2 separate regions of the Homo sapiens genome follow, and region 1 is linked to region 2. Evidence: chromatin contacts called from ENCODE Hi-C or POLR2A ChIA-PET data. All regions are on one chromosome and are shown on one strand. The core of a region is the stretch at or near the end of the contact, and the rest is flanking DNA. Distances in the headings are between cores, read along the strand shown.

What was found. Hi-C counts contacts between places; a loop is a spot of excess contacts on that map. ChIA-PET counts read pairs that join two places held with the same protein, here RNA polymerase II (POLR2A). Pooled maps may share reads with other maps.
Region 1: a loop to region 2 is called in a pooled map, with 2.9 times the contacts of the local background. The contact joins the enhancer-like site here to the promoter of RAI1-AS1 in region 2. A Hi-C loop is called at or near these places in 13 of 168 maps with a recorded cell type or tissue (CD4-positive, alpha-beta T cell, CD4-positive, alpha-beta memory T cell, CD8-positive, alpha-beta T cell and 6 more), 5 of 37 single-sample maps with no recorded cell type and 15 of 50 pooled maps. POLR2A ChIA-PET finds 5 or more read pairs at or near these places in 6 of 52 experiments (AG04450, H1, K562 and 3 more).

What each region holds. Positions count from the first base shown.
Region 1 is chr17:17,808,601-17,812,970 of GRCh38, forward strand. It overlaps RAI1 (retinoic acid induced 1), which reads left to right. Exons shown (of 6, transcript NM_030665.4): 5 at 790-839; 6 at 1,370-2,853. The coding sequence ends at 1,381. SREBF1 (sterol regulatory element binding transcription factor 1) reads right to left here. Exons shown (of 19, transcript NM_004176.5): 19 at 2,734-4,251. The coding sequence ends at 4,022. Among named protein-coding and RNA genes, the nearest start is that of MIR6777, 2.8 kb to the right of the region's middle. RefSeq lists a silencer at 442-491 and an enhancer at 4,157-4,370. Within about 2 kb of position 1,536, at least 15 of the 41 ENCODE cell types and tissues checked have a DNase peak (open chromatin) inside an H3K27ac peak, as active enhancers do; they include ovary, where a contact is called at or near this core.
Region 2 is chr17:17,763,655-17,767,865 of GRCh38, forward strand. RAI1-AS1 (RAI1 antisense RNA 1) reads right to left here and starts at 2,648. Exons shown (of 2, transcript NR_130894.1): 1 at 2,164-2,648. All of the region lies in intron 2 of RAI1 (retinoic acid induced 1), which reads left to right. RefSeq lists enhancers at 1-235, 2,612-2,671.

The DNA of each region.
Region 1 (4,370 bases), core at 286-2,785, 44 kb after region 2:
CCATGCTGGCTAATTTTTGTATTTTTGATAGAGATGAGGTTTTGCCATGTTGCCCAGGCTGGTCTTGAACTCCTGGGCTCAAGCGATTCATTCACCTCATCCTCCCAAAGTGCTGGGATTACAGACATGAGCCACTGCTGCTGCCAAGATGGTTTCTATACACTCCCATCCTCAATCTCCATGATAGGCATACAGTAGGTGGCATAATGCCCATTTTACAGATGTGGAGACTGAGGCTCAGAGAAGTAGCAGATGCTCAAATCCAGGCTTGCAACACCACTACCAGTCCGTCCACAGGGGTTCATGACATGCTCACTGGAAGTTAGTGAGCTCTTCCAGGGGCTGGGCATACATCCAGGGAAGAAGACAGAGCTGGTGCCCTCTGGGAGCTTGCCTGCCAGTGGGGAAGAAACAAGGAGCAAGACAAGATCACACAGGCCAGTCTCTTAGGAGGCAGTGACAAGTGTGGCTGGCAGAGTAAGGCGGGAGGGAGGGAGGGACTGAGGGACTGCCTCAAGTGAGGAGGGGCGGCACGTGGAACTCAGGGGGAAAAGCTCTCCGCGGAGGAGGTGAGGTGAGTCAAGACTGCCAGGCCAGGGGCCGCACCCGCGCCGTGGAGTGGAGTGGAGTGTGGAGGGTTTTGTGCAGAATCTGATTAACTCTTTGAAAAGAGCCCCTGCAGTCTGGAGCCTCGCGGGCAGTGCGGCTCCCCTCCTGGCTGCAGACAAAACCCCACAGCTGTGGGGCCCCCACCCTGTCCTAACCACCGAAACTTCTCTTTGGTCACAGGTTGCATATTCATCGAAGAGAACTTTTCTTTGAAATGTCCCAAACATAAGGTAGGGGACCACAGTGTTTTGTAGGGCGAGGGGTGTCAAGCGGGAGAGGAGCCCCACCTCGCACCTCCTTCACAGTCCCCTGGGCCCCCTTGGCTGCGCAGCCCCGCAGGGCCCAGCCCTAGGGGAGGGAGCTCTCCCCGCCCACCCCCAGGAGCCCCCGCCGCCGTCCAGCTCAGGTCCCTGTCCACTTGCGCGCCGCCGCCGCCGAAAACCCGCAGGCGTCGGGGCATGGGCAGCCAGGGGCTGGAGGGCGTCCCTGGGACGGCCTCCCTGCAGCTCCCCAAGATAGGTGACAGAGTGGGGCAGGCGGGGGCGCGGGACGGTGGCACGGAGCTGAAGGCGAAGGTGAAGGTGAAGCTGGACGGGGTGGGGCCAGAAGGGGTGGTGCCGACGGCCTCGGGCGGAGACCCCAGCCGCGCTCTGGGGTCGCCTGGGTCTGGGGCTTAGGCGGGGGGCCCACACTGGGGGCGGGGCCTATGGACTGTGAAGTCCGAGGTCGTCGGTAACTGGCGGGCGGGCGTCTTTTGCAGAGGCTGCCGTAGTAATCCACCCCAACGGCCGGAGGAGCCGCCGGAGCCCGCCTGCCCGCCCGCCGCCGAAGGAGAGGAGCCGCCTGCGCAGCCCCCGGGCCTTTGAGCTGCTCCCAGCGCTGGTCCAGAGCCGATCCTTGATCCGGGTCCCGGATCGTGGATCCGGCCGCCTAGGGCTCAGACTTGCGGCCCCGGGTTGGGAGGAAAACCCGTTCCGGAGCCGCCTGCTCCCGGAACCGGACGGCACAGGGCGTTCTTGCCCACCCCAGGGGCCAGGCTTGCGGAGGGGGAGCCCGCGGAGCGGCCAGACTCCCCGGGGCGCTCAGCCTCCGGCGAGGGTGGGAGACGGCTTTGTCCTGGGGACACTTTCCCTCTGGAATCTCAAGACGACGTGGCACACATTCCACGTGGGTGCTGCCGCCACCCCAGTCGGTCGTGGCGTGCAGCTGGGAGCCCTGGGCTTGGGGGTGGGGGTCGAAACAGTACTGGAAGAGGCGGAGGGCGGCTCCTAGCTCCGTGGACTAGGCGGGGGAGAAAGGAAGCCTTTCTGAGAGCGGGCTAGGCCGGCACTGGAGAGGCCGGAGCCTTTGGAACAAACCGTGCGGAACGCGTCCAGGGGCCTTCCCGCCCAGCCTTTGCCAGATCTCTCGTGCGGTTCGGGCAAAGCCGGGGTAGACCTGGGCTATGCTCAGTTAGGGGTTGCGGGATCCCCGAGTGTGGGCGGGACTGGGACACCCTTTGGCCTCTGTTTGTCCCCTTTCCAGTCCTCCACCCCACCCCTGGAGCCCAGCCTGGGAGCGCAAAACCCAAGAAGCGGCCAGAACGCACCTCCGGCTCCGGCGGACGCGCGACCGTTGTGCACCACCAGGGACCGCCGCGCCTACTCTGCACGGGAGCAGGGACAGCGCTAGATTTCGTGTACAAAACCTGTGTACCCCTCTATATATATGTTACATAGAATGTATATATGTTGGGAACATGCTCGCTTCTCCCGTGTGTCGCCGCCGTGCGTCGTGCGCCCGCAACAGAGCCCCAACCGGGCCTTTGCCGGGTAAGGGGCTACCGCGACGCCACTTGTCCACGCAGCCACCACCGGCCCGGGCCAGTCCCTGCCAGTCCGTCCGCCTGTCCGTCCGTGTCCTCAGCTCTGTCCACGCTTCGATAGGCCTGACGCAGCCCCCAGCCCAGGGCCGCCCTAGCAACTTCCTGTACATATGACTGTAAAATGGTAAACGTGTGTATTATATCTGGCCTCGTTATATAGTGTATATATATGTATACATATACATATATATAATATATATGAAGACTGTAAATGTTAAGACGACTAGTGTTCTTATTAGTATATTGCTTCACACTGAAGATTGTGTGTATCGAGCTGTTTCTAAAAGATGTTTATTTTCCTTAAGAGTAAAAAACAGTCATTGCATTCAGAAAAAAAAAAAAAAAAAAGTCAATAAAGATACAACGATTGTTTTGGAAAATCTGCAGCCCGTGGATTCCGACCAGATTCAGCTGGGAGCCGGGCCAGGCTTTAGGTTGGGGAATGGGAATGAAGGGAGGGGCTGGGGGGGGGGGCATGAATGGAGTCAGGGAGTCGGCCTTTCACAGAACAGGAAACCTCCCCCGCCCCTGTGCCCCCTCTCCAGTGTGGCGGCAGGTCGGGAGGGAGGAGGCTTCTTTGCTGTGAGATGACCAGGGGCCGGGATGGGGGAGGTGAGACGTGCCAGACTTCTTGCAGGGAGACCCAAGCTGTAGCTCCTGTCACACAACAGGTCCTGGAAGTCAGTCCATCCTCCCGTGCCACCCAGGGACCTGATGGGGACAGAGCTGGGAGGTGAGAAGGGACAACTGACCCCATGGAGGCCCTAAGGGTTGACACAGCCCAACCATGTGCCCTGGGAGCAGGGGGAACAGGTAGGCTGGAGGCCATACAGCCAGCCCTCCCCACTCCTCCCACTAACAAACAAACATCGGGAAGAGCTAAGTTAAAAGTTGTGTACCTTGTGGCCGGAGGGGGAGGGGAAGCCTTTCCCTAGGTGCTGGGGGAGGGCCCAAGCACTCTCACTAGTCAGCACATCCATCAGCTGAAGACACAAAACCCAGATTATAAATAATTTCATTTTTAATTCTCTGTACAAAACTTCTCAATCTATGAAAATAAAGTTTGCAAAAGGCAAAGTAGCACAGGAGCCTCAGGTCAGGAGGCTAAGCACGCTGACCTACACTATGTACACGTCTCTCTCCCACGACGGAGAGAGAGGCCTCTGGGGCAGAGCCCTGCTTGCAGTCCGGGAAAGCCAAGTTGGCTTCCGTCAGCACAGGGAAATGTACCCCTCTCTTCCCTGTACACAGGAGGAAAAAAGCCACTAAGGTGCCTGCAGAGCAAGGAGGGGGGCCCCCCAAAATGGCTCGGCCCCTGCAGTGCCCCGATCGGCCACCAGAGGTCAGCACCATCATGGCCGCCGGTCTTAGGGTCAAGATCGCGCCCCTCGGGCCTTCCACCGCGAAGGCACACAGCAGCCGCAGGTCGAACTGTGGAGGCCAGAGTCTCTTGCACTGCCTTCGGCCTTCAAAGCTTCGACGCAGGACAGAAGCTGCACGGGACCAAAGTGGCTAGAGACAGGGGTGCTGAGGCCGGGGACACGGGGTCTAGCTGGAAGTGACAGTGGTCCCACCGCCCAGGCGCATGAGCATCTGCTGACAGTCGTGCAGCAGCCGGCGATCGCCAAGCTTCTCGAGTGTGCGCGCCGCCTCAGCCAGCATGCCCACGCGCTGCCCGGGCGCCGACAGGAAGCCGGGGGGCAGGTAGCAGGAGGCCAGCAGCAAGGCCTCCGCGTGCTCCCGCCGCGTGGGCCGCGGCTCCAGCTCCGCCACCGCGCCTGCGCACACGAGGATGTGTCAGGGATGGGTCTCAAGCTGGCCACGCCCCCGCGGGAGCCCTGCCCACACACAAGCCACGGCACCAGCCGCCTGTACCTGGCACACAGGTACCTGGCGG
Region 2 (4,211 bases), core at 1,398-3,897:
AGATCCCAGCATGCCTGGAGTGTAGAATCCACGGGACTCATAGTCAGAATGTTTCTGTTTCACAAAGCCAGAGAGGTTGGGAGGGTCCAGGCCACAAAAAGCCTAGAATGCCTGGTTGTACTCCTCAAGATAGGCTGGGCGTGCTGCATAACAAATATCCCCAAATATCAGCCCCTTCAAACAGGGTTTGACCCTCACTCATGCCAGGTCTCTGACCAGACAGCTGGGAAACTGCTCACTGATGTCACTCAGGACCTGGGCAGACAGAACAACAGCCATTAGGGCTATTTTCGTGGCACAGAGGGAGAGAGACAGGTGTACAGATGCATGGAGCTTCCTAAAGCAGCATGTGGCACTTCCACTTGAATTTCACTGCAAAGTGGGCCACATGGCCATCCTCCGGACATCTTTATGGGCTAGTGACACGCTTGCTGCCTTTGGCTGAGGAGGACAGGAAATATTTGGTGGTGGTGCCGACACTGACCACAAAGACCAAGAAGGTTCAGCACTTTACCCTGAGCAAGGTGAGGAGCCTTGGGAGGGATTGAGTAGAGTAGGCTGCAGCCTCATTTAGTTTTACTTTTTAACTTTTTATTGACTTGCATACAGAGAAGAGCACGAATCATAGGTGGACAGCTGATGAATTTCTGCAAACCAAACACACTCGGGTATAACTGAAGTTCAGATCAAGAAAAAGAACATCACCAGCCCCCAGATGTCCCTTATCCCCCTCATCAGGCATTTCCTGCCCAAGAGTACTTTTGTCTGCCTTTGAGTTTCACAGACATGAAACCTTTTCTGTCCAACTTCTTTTCCTCTTTTTTTTTTTTTTTTTTGAGACAAAATCTTGCTCTGTCACCCAGGCTGGAGTGCAGTGGTGCGATCTCGCCTCACTACAACCTCCGTCTCCCGAGTTCAAGCAATTCTCGTGCCTCGGCCTCACAAGTAGCTGGGATTACAGGTGCCTGCCACCACGCCTAACTAATTTTTGTATTTTTAGGGTTTTGCCATGTTGGCCAGGCTGGTCCTGAACTCCTGGCCTCAAGATATCTGCTTACCTCGGCCTCCCAAGTAGCTGGGATTACAGGTGCCTGCCACCACGCCTAACTAATTTTTGTATTTTTAGGGTTTTGCCATGTTGGCCAGGCTGGTCCTGAACTCCTGGCCTCAAGCTATCTGCTTACCTCGGCCTCCCAAAGTGCTGGGATTATAGGCATGAGCCACCGCGCCTGGCCTCCTCTTCTTTTACTATTTATGAGACCTATCTGTGCTGTGTGTGGCAGTGGTTTTTCATTATTGTGTAGTATTCTATTGTGTGCATATGCCACAGCTTATTTCTCCCTCCTACTTTTGATGAACACTTGGATTGTTTATAATCGGAGGATCTTCGGTGGCTTGCGCCTGTATTCCCAGCACTTTGGGAGGCTGAGACGGGAGGAGAGTTTGAGACCAGCCCAGGCAACATAGCAAGACCTCATCTCTCAAACATTTTTTTGAAAACTAAAATAGTTGGAGGATCTTGTGAATATACCTGCCGTGAACATTCTCCAACACATTGTTTGGTTCCTGTATGTGGAGTTCCCATTCAATGTGTGCCTTGGAAGTGGAACTGCCATGGTCTCATTTGCATTTAAGAAGCCTCTACTGGACACACAGAAGAGACCGAGGTACAGTCCAGGCAGGAGGTGGAGGGGAAGGTATGTGGGCCCAGCCCTAGGGCTCCTCCACCTCAGAATCCAGAAACATCCCCAGCGTGGACTTGTCTTCCAGGCGACTTGGGGGTCTGTATTGTACACACAAGATGAAAATCGTGTAAAGCAAGGCCCAGACACATGAGGCTGAGTGTGCAGCCCCAAACGGCAAGACGTAGGCCTTACTGTGTGAGTCACACGGTGGTGTTATAGCACATTCTAGTACACAGGCAAGAATAGTTGTATAATATTTGAATGCACTGAACTCACTTCCACCAGGTACACGTGTGAGGAATCTCCCTGCAAGTCACCCGTTTCACAAGAGGGAAGACGGCCCATCTTTTAAGTCAGGGGAGGGGACCACTTGCCCTGGGGCCTCGGGCTGGGGTTCAGCCTGCCTCTGTTCCCCACTCTTGGACACACAGGATGAAGGGCCCCAGTGCTGATCGCTCACAGGGGTGGTAAGACTTACCCTGTTACCCTCTTGGGGTGTGGCATTTCTTAGAAGCCAAGCATGGGTAATCCTTTGCCTGGAATGAAGCCAGGAGAATGGTGGGGCTTCAGGCTCTGGTTCTAGAAGACAGGGCTTCTTGGGAGCTGCCCCTGGAGCCTCCCAGCCTGAGCGGTAGGTGCTGGAGCTGGTGCCTTTGAACTTGGATTCATCACAGGGAAGACCTGGGGTCCAGGCCTGGTTCCGAGGTGCCCAGGCCAGCCCCTGAGCAGCCAGGCGGCCTTCTTGTGAACTCACATTGTAGTGTCCCGTGCAGCTGTCCTGGTCCTGCAGGATGCATTCCCCACCCCCAAGCCCTTAAGGGCTGTTGGGTTTTGTTTTTAAGAAACATATGGCCTAGTTGTTACTTTGGCTGGCCTCCCCAAGCCTCATGTCTCTGAGACCCCCACTCCTAAGGAAGGGGGCCAGGCATTGATGGGGGTGTCTGGGAAGCCGAGGGAGGATGCCTGCCAGTTATGAGAAAGATGCATCTTTGTCGCAGACACATGTGGGGCGCTCTATGTAAATTGTTTCAGCGCCTAACAGGAAGAAGAAAAATGAGGCTTTGATGCGAGCCACCACCTCTCAGCCAGGCGTGGTGTCACTCAGGCGCGTCCGAGGCCTGCTTCTATTAAGGAGCTGTAAGCTCTTCTCAGGCCAGAGACCCAGGGTGCTCTCTGGGCAGGAGGTGGCTCTGCTCTGTCTGCCGAACTCTGGGCGTCAGCACTGGGGCGTGCTGGGGCCTCAACCCAGCCCCACCTCCAAGGCAGGCGGAGAGCACTGCTGATGGATTCCCCAGCACTGCACTGTGCGAGGCCCAGGGCGGGGACCCCAGCAGGCAGCGTGGTAGGGTTTGCTGGGGATGACAGGCAGGCGCACAGGCGGCGGCACTGTTAGGCCCCATGTGATGGCCACAGCCTGGCACAGGAATCGGTGCTCCAGGCAGCAGACAGCAAAGGTGTGGAGGCAGGAAAGGAGCCACTGTCTCTGAGGCCTGGGAGAGCACTGCGGGTGCTGGAGATAGATGGTGGCAGGGGCCAGCTCAGGGGAGGGCAGGAATCTGGTCTTGTGGCTTTGGAAGCCCATGGGTTGCGAGCAGGAGAGGGTGGGGTGGTGTGAGTCTGAGGGAGGTCTCAGATGGGAGGGGAGGGCGGAGTGGGGCAGGGACCAGTGAGGGCCAGAGTGGAGACTGGGCAGGAGGGCATAGCACACACATGGACATGCTTCCCAATGAGCCCTGGCCCAGTCAACTCCCAGCTCCAGGAACCCCCCACAGCCCTTTGCTGGGGTGCACACCGTCCAGAGCACTGACTTCCCCAACGAGCCAGGTGGAAATGTCCCAGGGAGGACCCCGGGGCCTGAGGAGCCTACTGAATCCTCAACAAAGAAGGGAAGAGAGGCCTAGGCCACAGCAGGCCCAGAATTATTGTGTTATGCTCTGGATCTTGGGGAATGTGTAATCCCCACACCGTATCTATGGCAACTCTCCATTAACCAGAATTTGGTTCTACAAATTCCTGTTCCCATTCATTCTAGAAAACTCAGAGCTGTTGGTCTTTTTAAAAAAACTCGCTGAAAAAAAAAAAAAGATACTAAAGAATGTAAAGAAGAAAATGAAGTCAGCTCCAGCCCCTCTGCTGAGAACACACTGATGTTAGTACTTTCGTGCATTTCCACCCAGTTTGTTTAAGAAAATTGGGATTGTGTTGAATGCCTGCTTTTGCATCCTGCCTTTTCCATTGTGCTTCAGATCATGAGCATTTGGCAGGTCAGAAAAAAAATGTCTTTGGAAGCTGGGCTGTGGGGACTGGGGTTTGGAAGGCTTGCTGTGTGCTGTGATCCTTCAGGGGTCATCGCCCTCCCTAAGCCTCAGCCTTTGCCTCTCTGCAGGGAGAGACTGAAGGACATTTCTCAGGCTCCCGCCAAGAGTCTCAGTGTTTTCCTTGCAATGGTGGCCTTGTTATTCCAGCCTTGCTACTCACAGGTGGGCCTGGTGATGTTTGTGGCAGGGTGGGCACAGGGCTGGCACT